Linked DNA regions of Homo sapiens: region 2 is linked to region 1. The links are chromatin loops, found by intact Hi-C in ENCODE. Cell type or tissue: A673. All regions are shown on one strand. Each heading gives the region's core, and the rest is flanking DNA. Links, peaks and the distances in the headings are about the cores only. Region 1 overlaps GARRE1 (granule associated Rac and RHOG effector 1). Region 2 has its middle 130 kb from the start of LSM14A.

What was found. Hi-C counts contacts between places; a loop is a spot of excess contacts. Peaks named below come from ENCODE experiments on the same cell type or tissue, not always from the same donor. Only the 100,000 strongest peaks of a DNase experiment are listed, where the experiment ranks them.
Region 2: a loop joins it to region 1, with 5 times the contacts of the local background. A loop is called at or near these places in 3 of 110 quality-filtered maps.

What each region holds. Positions count from the first base shown.
Region 1 is chr19:34,344,495-34,347,411 of GRCh38, forward strand. The region is part of intron 10 of GARRE1 (granule associated Rac and RHOG effector 1); the gene reads left to right. Among named protein-coding and RNA genes, the nearest start is that of GPI, 19 kb to the right of the region's middle. In A673, for the core only: a CTCF peak has its summit at 1,569 (motif pointing left); a DNase peak (open chromatin) is centred at 1,537.
Region 2 is chr19:34,040,834-34,043,750 of GRCh38, forward strand. No RefSeq gene overlaps it. Among named protein-coding and RNA genes, the nearest start is that of LSM14A, 130 kb to the right of the region's middle. In A673, for the core only: a CTCF peak has its summit at 1,281 (motif pointing right); a DNase peak (open chromatin) is centred at 1,298.

The DNA.
Region 1 (2,917 bases), core at 291-2,790:
GCAGGAGAATGGCGTGAACCCGGGAGGCGGAGCTTGCAGTGAGCCGAGATCCCGCCACTGCACTCCAGCCTGGGCGACAGAGCGAGACTCCGTCTCAAAAAAAAAAAAAAAAGAGGACACTCCTTGCTGAAACACCCAGCATTTGTTACAGGAGGGAAGTTAATGCTGGGGTTAACACTCCTTTCTCTTTTTTTTTGAGACAGAGTCTCACGTTGTTGCCCAGGCTGGAGCGCAGTGGCGCGATCCCCACTTACTTGCAACCTCTGCCTCCTGGGCTCAAATGATTCTCCTGCCTCAGCTTCCTGAGTAGCTGGGACTACAGGTGCCTGCCACCACACCCAGCTAATTTTTTTTTTTTTTTATACGGAGTCTCGCTCTACCGCCCCGAGGCTGGAGTGCAGTGGCGCGATCTCGGCTCACCGCAAGCTCCGCCTCCCGAGTTCACGCCATTCTCCTGCCTCAGCCTCCTGAGTAGCTAGGACTACAGGCGCACGCTACCATGCCCAACTAATTTTTTGTATTTTTCATAGAGACGGGGTTTCACTGTGTTAGGCAGGATGGTCTCTATCTCCTGACCTCGTGATCCGCCCACCTCGGCCTCCCAAAGTGCTGGGATTACAGGCATGAGCCACCGCGCCCATAGAGATGGGGTTTTGCCATGTTGGCCAGGCTGGTCTTGACCTCCTGACCTCAGGTGATCCACCCACCTCAGCCTCCTAAAGTGCTGGGATTACAGGCATGAGCCACTGCATCTGACCATTGCTCATGTCTTCTGAAAATTCTTCATGCCGCTGCTCTTGCTGTTTTGTGCTTGCTCCCCTTGGGTGGATGGATGTAGGAAACCCTTGTGCCTGCAACCCTGGGCCACAAGAAGGGTAAACACCTCCATCCTGCTAAGAAACAGCAAGCCCACTGGCTGCCACCCACTGGTGTGGGCACAGTGCGTTTTCTCAGTTGATCATAGATGGTGTGTACATTTTTTGACTGTCATATAACTAAATCCAGAGTATAAACAGTATTTGTCAGAATTGTGTCATATTTGAGGCCGGGTGCAGTGGCTCATGCCTGTAGTCTCAGCACTTTGAGAGGCTGAGGCCAGCGGATTGCTTGAGGCCAGGAGTTCAAGACCAGCCTGGCCAACATGGCGAAACCCCGTCTCTACCAAAAATACAAAAAAATTAGCCAGGTGTGGTGGCACACACCTGTAGTCCCAACCACTTGGGAGGCTGAGGCACGAGAATTACTTGAACCCAGGAGGCAGAGGTTGCAGTGAGCTGAGATCACGCCACTGCACTCCGGCTTGGATAACAGAGTGAGACTTTGTCTAAAAAAAGATTTATTTTTAATAAATGAATAAGAATGTTATCATATTTGACCTCTGAGTCCTGGATACCTCTTCTGTCTGTAGACTACAAATCCTACTCTTTCCCTTCTGGGTGTTCCTTTCTGCACCTGAAGTCCATGGTGTAGTTTTCTACAGACCTTGCCCCGAGGGCATAAGATCTGCATAGCCCTTGATGCAGATTAAGGAGGGGCACCCCTCTGGACAGAATCAGAGGGCGCCATCTAGTGGCCCCGTCTAGATAGGCAAAATCAGTGCGGGATGGGGAACGGGAGACAGGCCAGCATGACTGAAATCATCTTGTGACAGTGCCCTAAGGATAAGTTGATAATGGGATTGTGCCCTAGTATCTTCCCTAATTTTAAGCTAAAAAATGCATTGCTGAGTCACATTTGATTTATGATGCATGGATGCTTTCCTGCCATATGTTTTTTTTGACACTTTCTGTAAACGCCATCTGTGCTTTTCTCCCATTTGTACTGCCCTGTATATCCCCGTTCAGCATTGCCAGTGTTTCCAGCCACCTCTTAAAGCATTCTGAAGTTTCATTTTATTCTTTGCCACACTTAAGATGTTCAGATGGAATGAGCAAATCTCCTGTCAATAGCCAGGAAAATACTAGATCAAACTTTAGCTTAAGTGGGATCAGCATATAACCTCTATCTGGCTGACCCCAATGCTTTGATGCTTTGTTAACGTTCAGGTTATCAGTTGGCCAAAGTCATCATCTGATTTTCGAAGTTGTTAGCTAATGACTCTAGGCTACATACAGAGCACCAAGACAATGGACTTTTTTTGAGTTGGAGTTTTGCTCTTGTCACCCAGGCCGGAGTGCAATAGCGCGATCTTGGCTCCCTGCAACCTCCGCCTCCCAGGTTCAAGTGATTCTCCTGTCTCAGCCTCCTGAGTAGCTTGGATTACAGGTGCCTGCCACTACGTCCAGCTAATTTTTGGTATTTTTAGTAGAGACGGGGTTTCACCATGTTGGCCTGGCTGGTCTCGAACTCCTGACCTCAGGTAATCCACCTGCCTTGGCCTCCCAAAGTGCTGGGATTACAGGTGTGAGCCACCAAGCCCAGCCCAGTTTTGTTTTGTTTTGTTTTTAAAGACAGGGTCTAGCTCTGTCTCTCAGGCTGGAGTGCAGTGGCGCAATCTTGGCTCACTGCAACCTCCACTTCCTGGGCCCAAGTGATCCCCCCACCTCAGCCTCCCAAGTAGCTGTGACTACGGGTGCACACCACCACACCCAACTAATTTTTTTTTTTTTTTTGAGACAGAGTCTCACTCTTTCGCCCAGACTGGAGTGCAGTGGCACGATCTCAGCTCACTGCGACCTCTGCCGCCTGGGTTCAAGTGATTGTCCTGCCTCAGCTTCCCGAGTAGCTGGGATTACAGGCGCCTGCCACCGAACCCAGCTAATTTTTGTATTTTTAGTAGTGGTGACAGGGTTTCACCATCTTGGTCAGACTGGTCTTGAACTCTTGACCTCGTGATCCACCCACCTCAGCCTCCCAAAGTGCTGGGATTACAGGCGTGAGCCACCGCGCCTGGCCCACACCCAGCTAATTTTTGTAG
Region 2 (2,917 bases), core at 326-2,825, 300 kb before region 1:
TGAGACGGAGTCTCCCTCTGTCGTGCAGGCTGGAGTGCGGTGGCATGATCCCAGCTCACTGCAAGCTCCGCCTCCCGGGTTCACACCATTCTCCCGCCTCAGCCTCCCAAGTAGCTGGGGCTACAGGCGCCCATCACTAAGCCCGGCTAATTTTTTTTTTTTTTTTTTTTTTGTATTTTTAGTAGAGACAGGGTTTCACCGTGTTAGCCAGGATGGTCTCGATCTCCTGACCTCGTGATCCACCCGACTCGGCCTCCCAAAGTGCTGGGATTACAGGCGTGAGCCACCTCATTTTCTTTATCCAGCCCACCACTGATGGGCACCTGGAAAAGCCCATTCTCTTGTAAACCCATTCTAATCAGACTTTTGTCCCATCCTTCCACAGAAACTGCTCCCAACAAGTTAACCATGACCTCCACAATGGTTGATTCTCACAGCTCACTCAACAGAGCTCTTCCTCCTTCTGGGTATGCCTGGTTCACTTGGGTTTGAGGATACACATTCTCCTGGTTTCCTTCCTGCCTCGTGGAAATGCCAAAGTAGAGAAGCCACCTGCCCGTGAACCTAAGACACTAAAATCCTGAAGTGTGTGGACTGCATTCCTGAATTAAAGGCTACCAAAAATGTCACTGTCATGACATACCCACCCCAGATATATACAAAGCAGTTAGACGGGAACAAAATTAAGGGGATAATTATTCATTACAAAACTACTACCTTCACCAGAGGCCAAGGTTAAAATAATAATCTAAACACTAATCTTGTTCTTAGTTTTAATTAATTTTCTTTAAGATGCTCATCACCATTGAGAAACCTGCACAAATGAATGCTAATTCATTTCACTGAAGTGAAAGAGAAAGGGGCTTTTTTGTTTTAAATGCTTTTCTGATTTTTTTTTAAATTAACACTGCTAACCTATTTCATGTTTAAAATCTTCTCTGCCGAGGCTCAAGTTAGGTTTCCCAATGGAAGAAGAATACAGCTCCTGGGAATTAGGGCAAAATGGCTTGTTAAATGAATGAAGACAGAGGCTGAAATACAAATATTTTGTGAAGTGTTCATATTTTATCAGCCAAAATGAGCTATAGCAAATCATCACATGTCTAAAAAATGTAGAGAATACTGGGAGCTGCTCGTTTTACATCGAGTCGACCTTCTGTTGCTTTAATGACCTGATCTGAAATAACCTGGCAGGCTCAGCATCACCCCCAAGGTCCGTGTCAGCAAAGGGACCCACTGTGTCCATCACTGACATGACGCACGCGCCTGGCTGCCACTCACCAGCAGGGGGCACTGCGCCGGGGCCTTTCTGTAGGCAAAACCACTCAAAAGCTAAGGATTGAGAAACATGTATTCCGGGAGACAGAAAAATGTGCGTCAGTGTCACCATCTCAGACAAACTCATTGCCACACCATCGACAGGACATCTTCATGTGTGTCTTCATAACAATATCCACTGTAGGGTGTTCTGAGGCCCAGAGCCTATCCCAGAATTACAAATAAAATAGTAGTGAAGCCAAAAATACCAAGTCTATCTGAAACCCTTTCAGTGAGCATGATTTTTATTTTATTTTATATTTTGAGATAGGGTCTCTCTCGGTCACTCAGCCGGGAGTGCAGTGACACAATGATAACTCACTGCAGACTTGAATTCCCGGGACTCAAGTGGTCCTCCCACCTCAGCCTCCTCAGTAGCTAGGACTATGGCATGCACCACCATGCTCAGCTGAATTTTTTTTTATTTTTTGTAGAGACAGGTTCTCACTTTGTTGCCTATGCTGGTCTGGAACTCCTGGCCTCAAGCAATCCTCCCACCTCGGCCTCCCAAAGTGCTGGGATTACAGGTATGAGTCACCGCTCCTGGTCAACATCTACATTTTATATTTGGGGAAAGTGGGGCCCATAAATTATGTATTTTGTGATATATGAGAGACAAAATAAGAGTTTTAATTGCATTTAATATTTAAAAGACTGTAATGGCTGACCCATAAAACAGGATTTTATCCATGATTTCCTCTCTAGTGAATCATTCCTATCAGCACAAATTTTTCCCATGTTAAAAAAAAAATAAGTTTTGGCTAGGTGCAGTGGCTCATGCCTGTAATCCCAGCAGTTTGGGAGGCCAAGGTAGGAGGATCACCTGAGGCCAAGACTTGAAGACTTATCTGAGCAACATAATGAGACTGCTGTCTCTACCAAAAAAAAAAAAAAAATTAAAAATTAGCTGGACATGGTGGCATGCACCTGTAGTCCCAGCTACTCGGGAGGCTAAAGGGGGAGGACCCCTTGAGCCCAGGAGTTTGAGGCTGCAATGAGTGGTGATTGCACCACATCACTCCACTCCACTCCACTCCCTGTCTCCAAAAAAAGAAAAAAAAAAAAAAAAAGTTTTGGCCTTTCTTTCCCTTCTCATTACTGCCCCCATTTCTCTCTTTCCCTTTATAGGGAAGTTGTGTGGTAAACACACTCTACGATGAGTATTCACATCCTTGAATAAACTCCTCCCCTTGAAGGAGGACATAGTTTGCTTGAGTGTGAGCAAAGCTGTGACTTGCTTCTAACCAACTGTATACAGCAAAATCAATAGGATGTCACTCCCAAGATTACATACTATTAAGACTCCATCTTGCTATCAAACTCACTCTAACACTCTCTCTCAAGATAGTTCTGAAGAAATAAGCAGCCAGGATAGGAGGCCAATCTATCAAGAAGCTAAAGACAACCTCTAAGAGCTGAAAGCCACCAAGAAGCCAGGACTCTAAGTCCCACAACCACAAGGAAATGAGTTCTATCACCAACCTGAGTGAGCTTGAAAGCACCTTCTTCCCCAGTTGAGCCTCCAGATTAGAACACAGTCAAGCTAATCCCTTGATGGCAGCCCTGTGAGACCCTAAGAAGAGGACCCAGTTAATCTGTG